Linked DNA regions of Homo sapiens: region 2 is linked to region 1. A link is an interaction called in ENCODE POLR2A ChIA-PET data of the cell type or tissue named here. Cell type or tissue: PC-3. All regions are shown on one strand. Links, peaks and the distances in the headings refer to the core of each region. The heading gives the core; the rest is flanking DNA.

What was found. Peaks named below come from ENCODE experiments on the same cell type or tissue, not always from the same donor. Only the 100,000 strongest peaks of a DNase experiment are listed, where the experiment ranks them.
Region 2: POLR2A ChIA-PET joins it to region 1 with 5 read pairs; 2 of 35 experiments call an interaction of 5 or more read pairs at or near these places.

What each region holds. Positions count from the first base shown.
Region 1 is chr2:26,978,437-26,986,196 of GRCh38, forward strand. The region is part of intron 1 of MAPRE3 (microtubule associated protein RP/EB family member 3); the gene reads left to right. MAPRE3-AS1 (MAPRE3 antisense RNA 1) reads right to left here. Exons shown (of 6, transcript NR_149018.1): 6 at 6,336-6,529. Among named protein-coding and RNA genes, the nearest start is that of MAPRE3, 12 kb to the left of the region's middle. RefSeq lists an enhancer at 4,151-4,210. In PC-3, for the core only: a CTCF peak has its summit at 4,135; a DNase peak (open chromatin) is centred at 4,105; H3K27ac peaks cover 428 bases.
Region 2 is chr2:27,270,509-27,274,508 of GRCh38, forward strand. It overlaps a transcript of SLC30A3 not described here. Among named protein-coding and RNA genes, the nearest start is that of DNAJC5G, 2.9 kb to the right of the region's middle. In PC-3, for the core only: no CTCF peak of the experiment used is centred there; no DNase peak of the experiment used is centred there.

The DNA.
Region 1 (7,760 bases), core at 2,170-6,169:
ACCCCCACCCGCTTCCCTGAAGGTTATTGACACTTACCTGGGACTCTGATTTGGTCCTTGATTTGTTCTGATTTTAGATGCTTAGAGCTCATAGCTGAAAGCTCTCAGTTTAGGCATCCTATTAACACTCTTAAGTGACAGGATCACTGCTAAGTACAGAGATGTGTTATGCTGGCCCCAAAATAGCAAGGTACAGTGTCTTGAGACAACTTGATAAGACTTCTATTACCCCAAAAGTATAGTTCCCAGGTTTACAGATTATTCATATAAATTTGCATATCATCTTCACAAGACATGTAAGCATGCTCTCAGCACGTATTCTTCATCAAGCCCTTTCTCTGTTTTGTATTGTTAGTCACTATGGGATATAAAGGAAATGAGACTCAACCCTTGTCCATGAGGAGGCTGTAATGTGTGTGGAAGACAAGATGGATATATGGAATGATTAGTGCATATGACAATATTGCATGTCAGAAACACATCTTTGGTGCCTTATTCTATAAGACACAGTGTCAGCCCTTAAGGAATTCAGCTAATATTCTGGCAAAAGAGTTGGACACAAAACTGTATGTCACTGTAACATGAGGGGATGGAACCTTATCAGCTATGGGAAAGGGTGCTTTGGTAAGCCAGAAGGAAGAGTCACCCTGAGCCTGTGAGAACCAGAAAGACTTCAGAGATGAAGACACACTGGAGCTGGGTGTGCAGGTTGATGTGGAGACTCATCAGAGGACAGCTGAGGAAGAGAGGCAAAAGAAATGAAAAGAACAGTGCATTGGGTGTCACTGGTACTACAGAGTCTAAATTCCAAAAGGATGCTGAGAGGAAAATAATCATTGTGAACTGGAGTAATCAGAAAAGACTTCAGTCTAGGTGCAATGGCTCACGCCTGTCATACCAACACTTTGGGAGGCCAAGGGGGGAGGATCACTTGAGGCCAGGAGTTCAAGACCAGCCTCAGCAACATAGCGAGACCCCATCTACAAAAATTGTTTTTAAATTAGCCGGGCATGGTGGCATATACCTATAGTCCCAGCTACTAGGGAAGCCAAGGCAGGAGGATGGCTTGAGCCCAGGAGTTTGAGGCTGCAGTGAACTATGATCATGCCATTGCACTCCAGCCTGGGTGGCAGAGTAAGGGCCAATCTCTATTAAAAAAAGACAAGACTTCACAAAGGAAGCAGAACCTGACCTTGTCTCAAGGATGAGCAGGCTGTGAGTTGACAGAACACCAGAGAGGGCTTTTCAGGAGGCAAGGTACAGCATCAGCAAAGGAATGGCCGTGGGAAGGGGTGTGGTGGGGTTTGTAGGCAGGGCAGCCTTACCAGACTGAGGATGTGTGCTGGTTTTGAGTTTGGAGAATATTGGTGACATTAACCAGAAATTAGGAAGTTTGAAGAGACAGTTTGGAAAGGAGTTGCTTTTTAGACACAGAGAGCTAAAAACAACGTGACTGTGGGTTGCAGGACATCCAAGTTGAGTGATCTCATAGAACCGGAAGCTGAGGGTCAGGTTGTGGATGGAGCTGTAGAGTGGGAGTCAGCAGCACAGAGGAGGGCTGGATTCCCTCAAAGGAATCTCTCCAGAGGTCTTGCATGCAGAGTACAAAGACCAGAGCCCCAAGTAATAAGCTTTGAGAACTGTCCATAGTTAGGAAAAAAGGAACAAGATGGTGGGAAATTAGGATGATTCAGCAGCAAGGGAAGAGAAAATGTCTGGAAGAGAGTTTCAGTGCTGCTGATTTAACTAGATTTAAGGATTTAACTAGAAGGCAGTCATGATGATTGCTTAGGGTATCCATTCAGTAAAACACTGGAGTGGTTTAAGGGGAAAATTGACAGAGAAAAATAGAAGCAATGGCTGGTCACCAGAGAATGGCAGCAGGGAGGGAAAGAAAGTAGTAACCAGAAGAAGCAATCGAATCAAATATTTTATTTTTGTAAAATAATTCTATTCTTTATCAGCAAACATATAAAATTGTAGTATGTGGTTCTTAAAATATATTTTGTGTATTAAAATGTGCTTCATCTGCAGACTTCTCTATATTGACATAATCCATATATTTGTAACTTCACATATTTCATTCCTTTGGTGGTATCCCATCATATTGATACCAGTATGCTTAACCTCAATCTGTTGTTGGGCAGTTGGAGTATTTTGCAAGTGTAAATATCTCTGATTTGAACATTACTGTACAAGTGACATTTTTTTCTTTTGTGGATTATTTATTCATGGTATATTCCATAAAGTGAATTACAGAGGTGCAAAGGGTACGATTTTTTAAATAAGCTTTTTATACAACGTTCTTCATGGTGATCTAACCAACTTTCAATTAGAGTAAAAGTTTGGTATTGACGAAGAATCATTTTTTATAAGAAGGAGGTCTGAGCATGTTTAATGGCAGAAGGGAAAAGGAGTTATCCAAAGAAAATAGTACACAGACAAGAGAGAAATAAAGCAAAAAGGAATGATCTTTAGGATCCCAGGGAAAGGTTCCTTTGAAGAGAAGAGGGCATGGCTCTTTCTACCCCTGACTTTTAGGGTGAAGTCCAGGATAGATTACTGGGGTTCCTCCTAAGAAAAGACCTTTCTTTCTTTAGTAAAATAGAGCCAAGGCCACTTGCTGAGGTGGGGGAGGGAGAGGGTTGGTGGGGAATTGAGTTCTTGAAGGTCTGAATTACCCACAGTGAGAAATAAGTCTGGGCATATGAGAGATGAATAAAGGTCTTATTGTGAATGCTGCATTGGACCTATGAATTCATAATGGGCTGAGTCTTTAAAGTCCTCTGGCCAGAGAAGCAGCAGTGAGTGGGGACGGGCACCAGGAATGGGTGTTGCTTGGCATGTTCAGGGCAAGGTTTCTGAGGAGTCAAAACTTAAGATGCAGTGAAGTAGCTGGCCCTAAGGCCGGAGGTAGAGGAAGGGCCACAAGTTGAAGACAGGCGCTGGTTGTCAGCCAGAATGAGGAGGCAGAGGAATTACAGGGGCCAGTGGGAACGGAAAACAGGTTTAGAATATGAGGGATGAGCAGTAAGGAGGCCACTGACAGAGGAAGATTTTCATATTAAAATTTGGCAGAGGCTTCTTTTACTTTTGTTCATCTTTGTATAATGTTTACGTTTCTAACACAGACGTGTAACCACTAACATTTCTTAAAGGAATATTTGAAATCTCAGGAGTCGAGCTGTGCCTTCCGGGTGTGGCTGGATTGCTGAGATGGATGAAGGAGAAATGAAGATGGAGCTGGATCATGGAGCCTACCTTGAAAAGGTGCTGGGCCTCTAAGGAGCCTCCACGTGTCAGCCAGTGGCTTCTGTGGTCTCAGCTTGTCACAAAAGAGTGGCACCCAGCCAGCAGCCCTCCTCCACCTACACTCCAGTAGTGTTCAAAATCCAAGGAGGCCCATCTTCCCAGGCTTGACAGTCGACTCTTAGATGTGCTGTTGCGTGAGTCTGGTGGTTTCCAACTCTCTGAGCAGATCCCTACTGAGCCATGCCTCTCTGGCCTCTGTGAGTGAAGGTTCTTCCTCCAGACAGATAGAGTCCCTTGCTAGGAATGCAGTTTTGTGAGTGGAGCTTGGGTTCTACTCATTTTGTGAGGGTTCCAGCCCTCATCTCCTCCACAAGGTGCTTTGTGCAGTGTACAAAGTGTACAACTGTTTATAACAGCCCTGTTTCTCTCTTGCCTATTATGAAACTTGGCCTAAAGTCCTTTCCTCCTCTGACCCCTCTCTTTCTCATGTCCTCCTAGATCATTCACTTTGACTCTGACCCTGTCTAACACCCTGGGTTGTGGTCTTTATTCCACCTGCTGGATTCACATTACTTTCATGCTGCACAACTGAAGCCATTTACACAGCTCACCATGCAAAGCAGCCACAGGGGCTGATAGCAGGGGACTTAACTAGGTGGGAATATGTGGAAAGTCAGGTGCAGGAGTCAACCTGTGGAAACGGAAAAGCTAGGGCTGCTTTCTTTCCAGGGCCTTACACTGACATTACCTTGCCTGGACATTTTGTAGTCCCGTTTCATGAAAGCCAGGACCTAAGCAGAAGTATGGCTCCCTGCCAGTCCCTACCAGGAAGGAACAAACAGCTTGCAGTACAGGCCTCAAGCCAGGTGGGGCAGGAGCAAAAGTGCATTGTGTTGCCTGTGGAATTAAATGGACTCTCTATAAACACAGCCTCCTGCCACTGTTCTTTTCTCTTTCCACCTAGTCAGCCTACCTGAGAATAATTAGCCCTTGGCCTATAATTAGGTAGAATGATTATTTTACTACTGTTTATCCATTTCACTAGATAACTAGCTTCATGAGGCAGGGACCATGTGAGACCTAGCAGTATCTGGGGCTCAACAAATAATTGCAGAATGAATGGATTTCTAAGGCATATTTGTTGCTGTCCATCCTTAATGCTATGAAATGGTACCTAGGAGTGAGTATATAGTGACCATAGTAACTAACGAAAAAGCCCTCACATTTGTCCCTAATGGACAAGAGTGCCAGCAAAAGCAATGTTTTGGACTTCTCAAAGTCAAAACTCAGAGACTCTCAAGATTTGGAGTAGCATTGAAAATTAGGAAGGCCCAACCCAGCTCCTGTCAGAGGGAAATGGAAAGACATGAGAGGAAGATCCCACTACCGCTACCACTATCCTGTTCAATAAAGCCTCACTTGGGCAGAGTTAAGCTTCCAGTAAGACAGAGACAGAGATAGACATTCAGAGACGGAACCCACCACATAATCTGTGCTTGCATAAATTAAAAATCAAATGTGTAGTGGAGCCTTTCCGAAGGGTGCATTTCCCACTCTCCTAGGTATGGATGACTAGATCTTCCAGGAGCCCACTGGGTTCCAAGCTTAGGCTCCAGAACTCCTTTTCTCCATGCAGCACCCCCAACCCTGCCTAGCAACTCTCCCCAAGTACTGCTCTGCTTCCCCTGTGGCTTCTCAGACATGCAAGCCTCTGATTGAACTTCTCCTGGCCTGGAAGGCTTGATTTTTCAGGACCCAGCAAGGCACTGCTCTGGCCTCGTGGCTGTCCCAGGATGTGTTAGGAGGTCATAACACAAGAGGACTCATGCCTCTGAGGCCCTCTCGAAGGGTATTGAGAACTCAGTGATAATGCAGGCCCTGTCAAGGGTACTTAAGAAGATCCCATTTGTACCTTTATCTTTAAAATTCATCATTTGAACTCAGATGGTTCTCCCAGTATCTAGCTGTTCTGTGGAAATTATGTTGCTTGCCACCTAGAGCAGATGACCTCTTTGGGAGGCATTAGGAAATAACTAGTTGTTTTAAAGCTCCCAGAGCTGTTAGCTAAAAGATCTTATATATTCCTTTCAGCTTGGTTTTCTGGAATTGACAGCCTTTTCTAATTCCAAAGAGGCTGCCTGTCAGCTTCCTTAAGAAGCTTCCCAAGATACCCATTGAAGGCCCAAGGCAAGCAAAGAGAAACAACTGAGAAGCCTTTGACTCCAGGTGTCCCTGGGTAGCAGCTGCCCCTCACCCCGTCCCTTCCCCTTGTTGGGGATGTGAGGTTTGGAAAGAACTTCCTCAGATGACTGCCAAGTCCACAGTTATTCCTCTGAAGAACACTCGAGAATTTTTGCATCACTTGTCTCACCCTCACCCTAATAATGTTTGTGTCCATGCATTAGCTTTCCCATGAATTTAAATATATTTATATATTATTCTCAAAATCATTACGACCTTGCCCATATTTTCAGAGAAACTTGTAAGAGTGTTATGTGTTTAATGCCTTTAGTGTATAGTCATAATCAAAAACCCCTTGCTGGATGACAAATATAATTCAAAATTGCTTTTAGAATTAAATATTTATGAATTAAAACATTGCAGAAATGCACAATGCAAAAAGTAGAAGTCCTCCATAACTCTGTCCCCCAAAGAGAATCACTGCCACTATTTTGTTGAATATTCCAACTTTTTTCTACACACATACTAACATATTATTTTTTTTAAACATGGAATCTAACTATTTTTCATTTGTAGAAAAATTGGAAAAGATAGTAAAGAGTAAGTGAGAAAATTAGAACTACTTTTAATTCTACCACTCAGACAGCAGTGGCACCAGGGGGTGGTTTGGGTGGGCTTTAGCACTGCCCTCTTCCTGAAAGCTGCCCCAAGGAAACATATGCTCCAAATACAAATGTGTCCTTCTTCTGCATATGCAGCTTCAAGACTTTCTTCTAGCTCCCTCTTCCCACCAGATTACCAACCCTAAGCCCCTCCATACAGAAAGCTCGTTGCCACCATTGCTTTTCACTGTGGTGAACATATTACTCCATTTTCTTCCAGTCGCACATAAATCTTTTAACTAAGGATCATATTCATTTATAGTTTTTACAGTAGTCATATCAAGTTCCAGTGTAAATTACATGCAGAACGCACTTCCCATTGCCCCAGGTAACATTAGTTTTGATTTTGTCCCCAGTAGCACTATTTCCAAGACATGTCAGGGAACTGTTTTGAACTCACCCCTAGGAGATGCTTTCACTGTGCCAGTGGAGAGCTGAAACATAGGGGCAATGACTTGTTTAAGATCAAAATGAAACTCTGCCTTAGCTAAACTTACCCACAGGTGTCTAAATGCCCAAGATCATTGGCTGAACTGCCTGAGTTTACTGCAGCATTTGGGAAGGAGTAGAAGGGACATCCCTAGGTCCTGAATTCTTCCTTTTTCTTTAGCCTCAATATCATTTGCTTAGTACCGTTTAGGTAGATGGTGCTTCGGCCCTGAGAGAGATTGTTAAGACATGTGCTGTTGAAACTCTTCTTCCCTTTTGGGGAAGGATGTTGGCCTTTCCTCAAGTCAGGCAGAATCCTACCTGGGCCATCTTCCCAGCTCCTGAGATAATTCACAATATTCTCATTCCAAATTCTGTTCTGTGCATCTCATTTCTCCATGTGCAAAGACTTAGCCAGAGAGCATTCTGGCAGCATAGATCTGAGTTGGTGAAGCTATTCCTATAGCAGTAATGTGGCAGAAGCAGGCCCTGGAGACCCTCCCCACTTGCTCAGGTGTGGCCCAGACCAGTGCTGTACCATACTGCCATGGCCACAGGGCAACCACCATAACTCAGAGCAACCCCTGGAGAATGAGAGAGCAGCCTAGGAAGTCCCAGTGAGAGGAGACCTAATCAGCCAGGTATTCATTTCTTACTGCTGCCTAACAAATTACTGTGAGAGTTCTAATCCCCCAGAACTGGTAAATATTCCTTTATAGGACAAAAGAATAGGTATTACCTTATATGGCAATAAGTGTTAATTAAGTTAAGGATCTTGAGAGAGAGGTTTATCCTGGATTATCTGGGTGGGCCCTAAATGCAATCATATGTATCTTTATAAGCAGGAGGACAGAGGGGTGTTGAGAGAGAAGAGACAGTGTGGCCACAGAAGCAGAGATTGGAGTGACCTGAAGCCACCAGAAGCTGGAAGAGAGGCAGGGAGCAGATTCCCCCAAGAGCCTTCAGAGGGAGGGCAGCCCTACCGATGCTGTGATGCTGGACTTCTGGCCTCCAGACCAGTGAGAGAATGACCTTTGTTGTTTTCAGCCACCCAGTTTGTGGTCATTTGTCACAGTAGGCACAGGAAACTAATCCAGTGTGCCAAAATCAAGGTGTTGGCAAGGCTGTGTTTCTTCTGGAGCCTCCAGGAGAAAATCCGCGTCTTTGCCTCCTCCATCCTCTAAAGGCTGCCCACATTCACTGGCTCCTGGCAGCGCATCACTCTGCTTCCATCAT
Region 2 (4,000 bases), core at 1-4,000, 290 kb after region 1:
AATGAAATGCAACCTCTCTCCTTATAAAATCAGGAGATAGGATAGAAATAGCTAGTATAAAAACAATAGTAATAATAATAAAGCATGTGCCTCGTGCTTTATTCAAATTTAATCCTCATAACAACCCGAAGAGACAGACACTATTATCTCCAGTTTACAGGTAAGACAGGTGCTGTTAGCCTAGTGTTGGGTCTGCAAAGTTTGGGGTTGCAGGTCAGAGAGGACAGGGACATGAAGCAGTCTCCTTTCTAGCTGAAAGTCTTCCACCTCCCATCCTGAGATGTCTGGCCTGGGAAGCAGAGGCAAACACAATTGGGTGGGTGGTGGTGGTTTTGGTCACATGTAGTATACATGCCTTCTGCTGGGGGAGGGGAAAGAGGAACATTACCTGACATCACCCATGAGAGGATGTGAATATCCCCCACAGCTTTGGTCTGTCTGTAGATTTGGACTTTAAAGTAGGAAGGAACAGTCACGGTGTAGATACTGAACTTGGAGTCAGAAAACTCAGGTCAGATCTCACTAGATAACCTTAAGCAGGTCAATCCGCCTTTCTGGGCTGCACTTTCTTCAATTATAAAATGAAGGCGTTGGATTCAAGTTAAATCTCTGAGGTCCCTTCCAGCTCAAAAACTGTACAATTTGAGAACCTGGTGGTTGAATGTGACAAATTGTGATCTCTCTCTCTCCCACTGCATATGTTCCAGAGCGTGGTATTTTGGGTATAAATATGCCAATGTCTGCTGTCTGTATGTGTGTGTATTCCAGCTATATGACTAAAACTTTAGTTGTTTGTGGGTAAACAAGGGATGCTTCTTCGTTTTCTCCATGAGAGACCAAATGGCTCTGAGTGGTAGTAAACAAAAAGATCACTGACTCAAGGTATGATGGGAGGGCAAATGATCCAAGAAATGGTTTTAGTCTGTAATCATTCTTTGGCAGTTATTTTTGGTTTTTTACTTTCATTCTTTTTAAAACCAAATCCAATTAAGTCTTGACATCAACCCTGTGAAATGGCACAGGTTTTTATAGAAGAGGAAAAATAGACTCAGAGATGAAATGATTTGTCTAAGATCACACAGCCTGTGAGGGCCAGAGCCAGAGCTAAGATCTAGGGCTTCTGACCCCTGGCTTGTGTGTTCTTCCTAGGACTGAGCTGCGTGTGAGAAGAGCCCAGGCATAGAACACTCAGTCAAAGAGGCTCTGGTTTCTAGGTAAAGGCAAAGAGGAGAGCCACTGGCCAAAGGAGGCCAGGCCGACTGGGCCGTGCTACTCCCACCTCTGCAGCTTCCTGGCTGAAGTGACATTCTATTCAGAGCAGAGCCTCGCAAGACTTACAGATAACGGCTATTTCAAGAGCCATGAACTGTGATTAGTTAGAATGTCAGAGGGCCATGATAAGAAGTGAAAACATTCTGCAGCCTCTGTCAAGATGCGAAAGGTGTTTACTAACTCTTCTCAGAACCGAATTTGCCTTCTTTCTCAGGGCTCACTTCTATGAAGCAGGGATGCAATCGCCTCTTGGGTTGTTGTGAGGATCCAAAGAGATAATTAGGTAGGAGTGTCTCGGAAAAGCCTCACACTTTTGCTTGTTCATTCAACCAACCAACATTTACTGAACACAGGAAGTGTGTTAGGAACTGGAGGGAATACTAAGGCAAATAAGAAACGGGGAGTTCAGGATCACGTTATTATCTCCCCTCTCACCTTTCTGTATCATGGTTTCTTCTTGTCTAGGACCATATGAGGGAAGATGGGCCCTGTAGTCTTGTCCAATTCCCTAGCTAAGTGCTTCTGTCCCAGGGAATTCTGAGCCCAACCTCCAGGTTACATTGGATCAGCAGACGGCCCTCAGCTATAGCTCATTCAAGAAATCATTCATTCACTCACGTGAGCCAGGCATGACTCTAGGTGCTGGGGATACAATGGTCAACAAACAAACAAGGTCCTTGCCCTCGTGGAGCTGTCACCTGGGGAAGGCAGCTATTTTTTTTTTTTTTTTTGAGACGGAGTCTCACTCTATTGCCTAGGCTGGAGTGTAATGGCACGATCTCGGCTCACTGCAACCTCCGCCACACCCAGCTAATTTTTTTATTTTTAGTAGAGACAGGGTTTTACTATGTTGGCCAGACTGGTCTTGAACTCCTGACCTCGTGATCGACCCGCCTCGGCCTCCCAAAGTGCTGAGATTACAGGCATGAGCCACTGCGCCTGGCCAACAGCAGCTTTTAAATCAATATGCAAATAAACATATGTTCACCAGCTGGGCGTGGTGGCTCACGCCTGTAATCCCTGCACTTTTGGAGGCTGAGGCGGGCAGATCACTTGAGCTCAGGAGTTCAAGACCAGCCTGGGCAACATGATGAAACCCTGCCTCTACCAAAAATATGAAAATTAGCTGGGCATGCTGGTGCATGCCTTTAGTCCCAGCTACTTGGGAGGCTGAGGTGGGAGGATGGCTTGAGCCCAGGAAGTTGTGGCTGCTGAGCTGTGATTGTGTCACTGCACTCCAGACTAAGACCTTGTCTCAAAAAAAAAAAAAAATATATATATATATATGGATAGATATAGATACATATACACAGTGTGTGTGTGTGTGTGTGTGTGTGTGTGTATTTGCAGGCTGTTATGAGGTGAGGAGAGAGGAGTAGAACCCAGTTTAGAAGGCCTCTCTGAGGAGGCCTGAAGCTGAGATCCCTGAAGGATGAGAGGTCAAGCCCTCCAGGCAGAGGGAACAACATGGTCAAAGACTCTTGAAATGGGAGGGAACACGATGTTTTCAAATAACTAACAGGAAAGAGGAAAGCGGTGGAGCAGAGCCCAGAGCAAGTAGGACAGTGGTTCCAGAAAAGATTGGAGAGGGAGGGGCAGGACCACGCTGGGTCTTACAGACTGAGGCAAGGAATTCGTTATAAGTGAACCTCTAATGCCTTCTGCTCTCTCTACCCAGTGCTGGGGAAGAAATGAGCTGGTTTGTTCTGCTAGTTCTGTCCTCCCATGATAGTCATGAAAGCTTGGGGGTTAAAGAAATCTGGCATGAGACAAACCACCATAAAAAAATTATCAGCTTCAGCTTCTTTTTAAGTGAGTGACCTCTAAACTCATCTGACCCAGAGACTATGGACCAGGTGGGTAATGCAAAGGTCTTCATCCCCTCTCCCTGCACTGACCACAGGCCTACAGAAATAAATTCATTAATTCAGCAGTCATCACGTCTGCTACAGATGGACTCCTTAGTTCGTTTGCTTAGATGGTTCTTGAGGTGGAATACTGATTTACAAGTGCACCTCTAATGCCTTCTGCTCTCTCTACCCAGTGCTGGGGAAGAAATGAGCTGGTTTGTTCTGCTAGTTCTGTCCTCCCATGAGTCATGAAAGCTTGGGGGTTAAAGAAATTTGGCATGAGACAAACCACCAAAAAACATTATCAGCTTCAGCTTCTTTTTTGGTGAGTGACCTTCGAAGGAGCTGGCGCAATGGGGGTTGGCGCAATGGCTTCAAGGAGGCTGGCACAATGGCTCACGCCTTCAAGGGGGCTGGCGCAATGGCTCACGCCTGTAATCCCAGCACTTTTGGAGGCTGAGGCGGGTAGATCACTGAGGTCAGGAGTTCGAAACCAGCCTGGCCAACATGGTGAAACCCCGTCTCTACTAAAAATACAAAAAAAATTAGCCAGGCGTGGTGGCAGGCACCTGTAATCCCAGCTACTTGGAAGGCTGAAGCAGGAGAATCACTTGAACCCGGAAGGCAGAGGTTCCAGTGAGCAGACATTGTGCCACTGCACTCCAGCCTGTGTGACAGAGTGAGACTCCACCTCAAAACACAACAAAACAAACAAAAAAAACCTACAAGGTGAGGAAAATGTGCACAAATAACTGTAATAAAAGGAAGAGAGTGATAAAAGCTACAAAAAGGTTAACAGATAAGCATTTTCCAAGTAACAAAGCTTTTTCTACTACATGTTACAGGAGCCATTGAGTGCTCTTGCAAAGAAAACCAGC